2 separate regions of the Homo sapiens genome follow, and region 2 is linked to region 1. The links are chromatin loops, found by intact Hi-C in ENCODE. Cell type or tissue: heart left ventricle. All regions are shown on one strand.

Region 1 (4,000 bases):
CCTTCCCTCCCCCAACCAACCTCACTTTCCACCTGCCCTGTAATTCTCTTCCCTGTTCTTTCCTGTATTTACGTGCCTGTCTCTTCTACTAGAATCGGTTACTCAACAGCAGCACTCCCGACAGTTTGTTGTGGGGCCCGTGCTGTGCCCAGTAGAATGGTTAGCAGCACCCCAGTCCCCACCCCACTAGATGCTAGGAACACCCTCCAGAAGTTGTGACAATCAAAAGTATTTCTAGACATTGTTAAACGTTCTCTGAAGTACAAAAGCACCTCTAATTGAAAACTGCTGCATTACAGTGATGGCTGTCCAACTTTTTTTTAACAAGACCTACAATAAGAAACATTTTATATATGTATATACACCCACAGTAAGTAAAATAACTTCATTAAATAATCCTCAGGGAAAAAAAAAGAGGAATCAGACAAATTAACCCAATATATTGGTTTTTGGGTGCTTTTTTTTTTTTTTAGATGGAGTCTCGCGCTCTGTCACCCAGGCTGGAGTGCAGCAGTGCGATCTCGGCTCACCGCAAGCTCCGCCTCCCGGATTCACACCATTCTCCTGCCTCAGCCTCCCGAGTAGCTGGGACCACAGGCTCCCGCCACCACGCCCAGCTAATGTTTTGTATTTTTAGTAGAGACGGGGTTTCACCATGTTAGCCAGGATGGTCTCGATCTCCTGACCTCGTGATCCGCCCACCTCAGCCTCCCAAAGTGCTGGGATTACAGGCCTGAGCCACCGCGCCTGGCCAACCCACCATATTTTTTTAAAAAACAGTCATCATTTTGCTTGAAAATACAATAGTTCCCCCTTATCCAAGAGGGATCCATTGAGACCTGCCAGTGGATGTGATGAAACCATGGAAAATACCAAACCTGATACAGACTATGTTTTGTCCTCATGCATAGCCACGGGTAAGTTTAACTTATAAACCAGGCACAAAGATCAATATCAGAAACATTATAACATACTGTAATACAAGTTATATGAATGTAGTCTCCTTTTCTCTCAAAATCTTAAGTGTACCGTCCTACAGGTAACTCAAACTGTGGATAAGGGGGGATGATGGCACAACAATCTCACCATTTGCCGATATTCCCGAATCATTTTTAGCTTGTCTTCTCCTCCCTTGTTTTCTTCTTTCTGTTCAATGCTGCTGATTATTCTCCAGGAGGCTCTTCTAGCTCCAATCACATTCTTATATGCAACAGATAGGAGGTTTCTTTCTTCAACTGTCAGCTCCACATCCATCCCTGCTACTTTCTTCATTGACTCCACCATTTCTGTATGGGAAAAGGAAAAGTCAGACCTTACAAATTTGAAGTTTTCTTAACATATTCCTTTCAAAGTAGTTTTTTTCTGTCAAGCTACTGCGAAAAAAACATTTTAACAAAAATAATTTCATAATCATCAAAACTAATATGAGTAAAAAGCCAAAAACATGTAAAGGAAACCAAACTAAGAGCCAATACAAAGACTCCAGAAGGTAGTTAGGTGGAGTGAGAAAGACTTCATATACTATCTAATATAATTTAGTGTGGTCTGAAAGCACCTCTCATTAAATAAGGTAATTAGGCACACCTAACTATTTTCCAGCAAAAAAAAATGAGCTGTCAGTTTAAGAGAAAGATTAAGAATTTACAGGTTCTAAAATGTATTGTCTCACAAATAAATAGTATTTCCAAAAATACAAAAGGAAGGGGAATTTGTTCATACAGCAAAAATATACGGAGTATATGGTTGGCCACCAACAGACTTTGGATGTTTTCTATCCTTCCTCGTATGAAGCTCCTTCATTGGTAAAACTTCTGATGATTCCTACTTGTTACCACTAGGTGGCGAGCAAAGAAAGGGGCCCAGAAAAGCCTTGGCATCTACCGCAAGCATAGGGAAACACAACGGCGTGTGAATGCAAAGCGCCACAAACAGCACAAGAAATAGTAACTGAATAAATACATTAATAAAAACTTATTTTTGATGCCATATTACCATGTGGCTCTCCAACATTACCCACGTTTCAATCTTTGGTGATGAGACTCAAGAATCTGCATTTTAGGGCCAGGAGTAAGTGGCTCATACCCCTAGCACTTTGAGAGCTGAGGCAGGAGAATCACTCGAGCTCAGGAGTTCGAGACCCTGTCTCTAAAAAATAAAAACAGAGGCTGGGCACAGTGGCTCATGCCTGTAAATCCCAGCACTTTGGCAGGCCGAGGTGGCACATCACCAGGTCAAGAGATAAAGACTATCCTGGCCAACATGGTGAAACACTGTCTCTACTAAAAATACAAAAATTAGCTGGGCGTGGTGATGCACGCCTGTAGTCCCAGGTACTCTAGAGACTGAGACAGGAGAATCGCTTGAACCCAGAAGGTGGAGATTGCAGTGAGCCAAGATCATGCCGCTGCACTCCAGCCCAGCAACAGAGACTCCACCTCAAAAAAAAAAAAATAGAATAAATAAAATAAAAATAAAAATAAAAATAGGCTGGATGTAGTGGCTCATGCATATAATCCCAGAACTGTGGGAGGCCAAGGTGGGCAGATCATTTGAGGTCACGAATTCAAGGCCAGCCTGGCCAACGTGGTGAAACGGTCTCTACTAAAAATACAAAAATTAGCTGCGTTTGGTGGTGCGCGCCTGTAATTACAGCTACTTGGGAAGCTGAGGCAGCAGAATTGCTTGAACCCAGGAGGCAGAGATTGCAACTGAGATCGCCCCACTGTATGCCACCTGGGGCAACAGAGCAGACTCCATCTCAAAAAAAACCAAAAGAAAGAATCTGCATTTAAATAAGCATCCTTAGCTTTCATTAACACCCTAAGCATAAGCATACCTTAACTAATAGGTATGAAAGAGATGGTGACTTCATAAAACACTACTAAATTGGACGGGCACGGTGGATCACACCTGTAATCTCAGCACTTTGGGAGGCCAAGGTGGGTGGATCGCCTGAGGTCAGGAGTTCGAGACCAGCCTGGCCAACATGGTGAAACCCGTCTCTACTAAAAATACAAAAATTAGCTGGGCATGGTGGTGCACGCTTGTAATCCCAGCTACCAGGAAGGCTGAGGCAGGAGAACTGCTTGAACCTGGGAGGCAGAGGTTGCAGTGAGCTGAGATTGCACCACTGCATTCCAGCCTGGGTGACAGAGTGAGACTCCGTTTCAAAAAAAAACACAAAACAAAAACCAAAACACTATTAAATTAAGGGGAGTGTGCCTAATGTATCCAGGAAAATATGTTTCAAAAATTAATCCTTTCGGGAATATAAAAAAAATTAAGCCATATTTTGTAAAGTCTCTTCGAAAAATATTCGGCAATGTTTTAATAAACATGTACCATATGACTCAGCAATCCCAATTCTATGCATCATCCAGAAGAAAAATAATCTTTACAAAGACTTTTACACACTCACTCACAGCAACTCTATTCATAATAGCCAAAAAGTGGAAACCCCTCAAATGTGCATCCAGAGGGGAAATGTATAAGCACACTGATGTTCACATATGTAAGATGGGATACCACTCAAAAATAAAGAATTAACTGTCCATGCACAGTGGCTCACATCTGTAATCCCAGCATTTGGGGAGGCCAAGACAGGAGGATTACTTGAGCCCAGTAGTTTGAGACCAACCTGGGCAACATGGTGAGACTCTGCCTCTACAAAAATTAGCTGGGTGTGGTGGTGTGTGCCTGCGGTCTCAACTACTCAGGAGATTAAGGCAAGAGAACTGCTTGACCCCAGGAATTCAGGCCTGCAGTGAGCTATTAGGTTGGTACAAAAGTAATTGCGCATTTTGCCAGCAAAAACCACAATTACTTTGTATAATCCTAACGCTGTACTCCAGCTTGGATGACAAAGCGAGAGACTCTGTGTCCAGAAAGAGAAGAGGAGACGGGAGGGGAGAAAAATAATTAACTGATACAAGCAACAATATGGAAGAATCTGAAAAACATCATATTAAGTGAAAAGAGTCAGATTAAAAGGATTTTATCA
Region 2 (4,000 bases), 48 kb after region 1:
TGAGTCTTTGTTGTTTTTCCTTGCTCGCGTTTCTCTCTATTCCTCATTGATTTATTCTGATCCATTAATAAGAGTTGTGTCTTTCGTTTTGTGCTGACTTCATTTTGCTGCGTTGCGTACCCTGTGCCCTTGCATATTCTTTAGTAACCAGCTCTGTGCTAACTTTCATTTGAATAGCAGGGCCCTGTTGGCTCATAAGGAACTTTTGTGGGACTCATTAAAAAAGGTACTCCTGCTAAAGAAATGCCCTTGTTTGAATTAAAAAATGATCCTGCTGGGTGCAGTGGCTCACACCTGTAATCCCAGCACTTTGGGAGGCTGAGGCAGGCAGATCAGCTGAGCTCAGGAGTTCAAGACCCGCCTAAGCAACATGGCGAAACCCCGTCTCTACTAAAAATACAAAACATAGCCAGGCGTGGTGGCAGGTACCTGTAATCCCCGCTACTCAGGAGGCTGAGGCAGGAAAATCGCTTGATCCTAGGAGGCGGAGGATGCAGTGAGCCAAGATTGCGTCACTACACTCCAGTCTGGGCGATAGAGCGAGACTCCATCTCACAGAAAAAGAGGGTCCTTCCCAGCAGTAGGGGAGGCTGAGGCAGGAGGACTGCTTGAGCTCAGGAGTTCTAGACCGACCTGGCCAACATGGTGACACCCCCATCTCTATAAAAAATACAAAACCTAGCTGGGCGCGGTGGCGCGCACCTGTAGTTCCTACCAATCACAAGGTTAAGTTGGGAGGATACTTTGAGCCCAGGTGGTCGAGGCTGCAGTGAGCTGTGACTCTGCCACTGCACTGCAGCCTGGGTGACAAAATGAGACCCTGTCTCAAACACACAAAACTAAACAAAAGTGATGATCCTGCAAGCAGACAAAGCCTGCTGGAGTTTCGGCTGGCCTTGTGCCTTGCTTTCATCAATAGAATGCAGGGGAGTTCGGCGGCTGCACCTTCTGGGAAGCAAGGAGCACCTCTGCTCGGCAGCTGTGCAACTCTCCAGGTGTGACGTGGCAGCCTTGTGTGTGACCTTTCTGCCCTCCCCAAGTTTGCATTTTCTTTTTTTTTTAATCTTTGAGACAGAGTCTCGCTCTTTCACCCAGGCTGGAGTGCAGTGGCGCAATCTTGGCTCAGTGCAACCTCTGCCTCCCGGATTCAAGCCATTCTTCTGAACTCAGCCTCCCGAGTAGCTGGGATTAAGGCGCCTGCCACCACACCCAGCTGCTAGATTTTTTATATTTTTAGTAGAGACGGGGTTTCACCGTGTTAGCCAGGATGGTCTCGATCTCCTGACCTCGTGATCCACTTGCCTCGGTCTCCCAAAGTGCTGGGATTACAGGCGTGAGGCACTGCACCCGGCCCCAAGTTTGCATTTTCAACAGTAAAGTTTACTTTTAAATTAAAAGATTTAAATTGGGGAAAATAACAAAAAGAATGTAGGGGACTGACATTGTGTCAATTCCACGGCTACACCTTAAGAGACCTTGGTCTCTTGGAACCCTGCCAATAGCCACGGACTCAGTCCAGGCAGCCCTGCTGGAGGATGGGAGACCACAGGAAGTAGAGATAAACTGTGTCAGCTGAGGGCCATCCAAGATCAACCAGCCCCTGCCAATCAGCATCTGACCTCATCCATGAGTGAAACTGGCCAAGACTTGGAGAACTGCCCAGCTGAGCCCAACCCCAGCTGCTGACCTGTGTAATTATAAGATGGCTAAGTGATTGTTATTTTAAGCCACTAAGGATTGGCATGGTTTACTTTGCAGCAAAGCTAACTGATAGAGTAACTTTGTTTGTTTTGAGACAGAGTCTTGCTGTGATGCTCAGGCTGGAGTGAAATGGTGTGATCTCGACTTACTGCAACCTCCGCTTCCTGGGTTCAAGTGATTCTCCTGCCTCAGCCTCTCAAGTAGCTGGGACTACAGGTGTGCGCCACAACGCCCGGCTAATTTTTTTTTTTTTTTTTTTTTTTTTTTTGAGACAGAGTCTTGCTCTTTCTCCCAGGCTGAGAGCAGTGTGATCTCAGCTCACTGCAACCTCCACCTCCCAGGTTCAAGCAATTCTCCTGTCTCAGCCTCCCAAGTAGCTAGGATTACAGGTGCCTGCCACTAGGCCCAGCTAGTTTTTGTATTTTTAGTAGAGACAGGGTTTCACCATGTTGGCCAGGCTGGTCTGGAACTCCTGACCTCAAGTGATCCACCCGTCTTGGCCTCCCAAAGTGCTGGAATTACAGGCGTGAGCCACCGTGGCCGGCCTTAATTTTTCTATTAGACATGGGGTTTCACCATGTTGGCCAGGCTAGTCTCTAACTCCCAACCTCAGGTGATCTGCCCAAGTCGGCCTCCCAAAGTGCTAGGATTACAGGGGTAAGCCACCGTGCCCACATGGCTTTTGATGACTTCTAGCCCACCTATTCTGTTTTCACTTTTTGGTTCAGAATACAACCTCTGGGTATCTGCTGTGTCTAGCAGGGCTGGGTGTTGGGAATACAACAATGAGTAGCTGTGGCCTTGTGATGGATACACTCACGGGCAATCTCAGCTCAGTGTGAGGTCACGCCAGTAAGTGCATGTTAGCAAGACAGGACACAGGACAGGCACCTAACCCAAATTAGGACGTTAGATAAGACTGATGTTTGAAAATGAGATAGAGTTACAGTGTCCAAAAACCCAGAGGAGAGAGCAGGTGGGTCAGGTAAAGACAGGGCAAGAAATTCAGTGTGGCTGGAGCCCAGAGCACCAGAGGGAGAGTGAGGAAGATGAGGCTGGGAAGGGAAGGAGGAGCTCGAACATGAAGAGCTCCGTTTCCCTTTGCAGAGAGTTTAGACACTGGCTGAAGGAGAATATAATCTAATAGGAGATGATATAAAAGCTCACAGGGGCTGCGATGTGGATGGACTGGAAGGGCCAAAACTAGTGACAAGGAGCCCAGTTAGGCAGCTGTTGAGGTCATCCAGACGAGGCGCTGGCAGTTTGAACTACGGTGGCAGCAGTGGGGAGGGAGGAAAGTGAACTGTGCAGGACTAAGGACTTGGTAAATGACCAGCGAGAGGAAAGAGGAGAGGATTGCCTCCAGAGCTGTGGCCTGGCCAGCGGTGATAGACATTGAGATAGGAAAGCTGAACGAGGAGCAAATGGGGAGCGGGATCATCAATTTGTTTTTATTTTTGAGATGGGGTCTCACCCTGTTGCCCAGGTTGGAGTGCAGTGGTGCGATCGCGGCTCACTGCAACCTCCACCTCCCGGGTTCAAGCGATTCTCCTGCCTCAGCCTCTCGAGTATCTGGGACTACGGGCACCTGCCACCATGCCTGGCTAATTTTTAAAAATTATTTTAGTTTATTTTATTTAGACGAGTGAGTCTCGCTCTGTTGGTCAGGCTGGAGTGCAGTGGCACAATCTCGGATCACTGCAACCTCCGCCTCCCGGATTCAGGCAGTTCTCTGCCTCAGCCTCACGATTGGCTGAGATTATAGGCACCTGCCACCACGCCCAGCTAATTTTTTTGTATTTTTAGTAGAGACGGGGTTTCAGCATCTTGGCCAGGCTGGTTTTGAACTCCTGATCTGATCCACCCGCCTCAGCCTCCCAAAGTGCTGGGATTACAGGTGTGAGCCACCACACCCGGCCTTTTTTTTTTTTTTTTTTTTTTTGGAGACAGAGTCTCGCTCTGTTGTCCCAGCTGGAGTGCAGTGGCGTGATCTTGGCTCACTGCAAGCTCCACCTCCTGGGTTCATGCCATTCTCCTGCCTCAGCCTCCAGAGTAGCTGGGACTACAAGCACTCGCCACCTTGCACAGCTAATTTTTTGTATTTTTAGTAGAGATGGGGTTTCACCATATTAGCCAGGATGGTCTCGATCTCCTGACTCGGATCTCCTGACTCGTGAGCCACCCGCCTCGGCCTCCCAAAGTGCTGGGATTACAGGTGTGAGCCACCGTGTCCAGCCTATTTTTATTTTTTAGAGACAGGGTCTCACTGTGTTGCCCAGGCTGGTCTCGAACTCCTGAA

The links. Hi-C counts contacts between places; a loop is a spot of excess contacts. Peaks named below come from ENCODE experiments on the same cell type or tissue, not always from the same donor. Only the 100,000 strongest peaks of a DNase experiment are listed, where the experiment ranks them.
Region 2: a loop joins it to region 1, with 1.9 times the contacts of the local background. A loop is called at or near these places in 16 of 110 quality-filtered maps.

What each region holds. Positions count from the first base shown.
Region 1 is chr17:1,363,773-1,367,772 of GRCh38, forward strand. It overlaps YWHAE (tyrosine 3-monooxygenase/tryptophan 5-monooxygenase activation protein epsilon), which reads right to left. Exons shown (of 6, transcript NM_006761.5): 2 at 1,087-1,286. Among named protein-coding and RNA genes, the nearest start is that of YWHAE, 34 kb to the right of the region's middle. In heart left ventricle, CTCF peaks have their summits at 1,833 (motif pointing right) and 2,036; no DNase peak of the experiment used is centred here; H3K4me3 peaks cover 291 bases; H3K27ac peaks cover 593 bases.
Region 2 is chr17:1,411,858-1,415,857 of GRCh38, forward strand. No RefSeq gene overlaps it. Among named protein-coding and RNA genes, the nearest start is that of CRK-AS1, 11 kb to the right of the region's middle. In heart left ventricle, no CTCF peak of the experiment used is centred here; a DNase peak (open chromatin) is centred at 1,544; H3K27ac peaks cover 1,566 bases.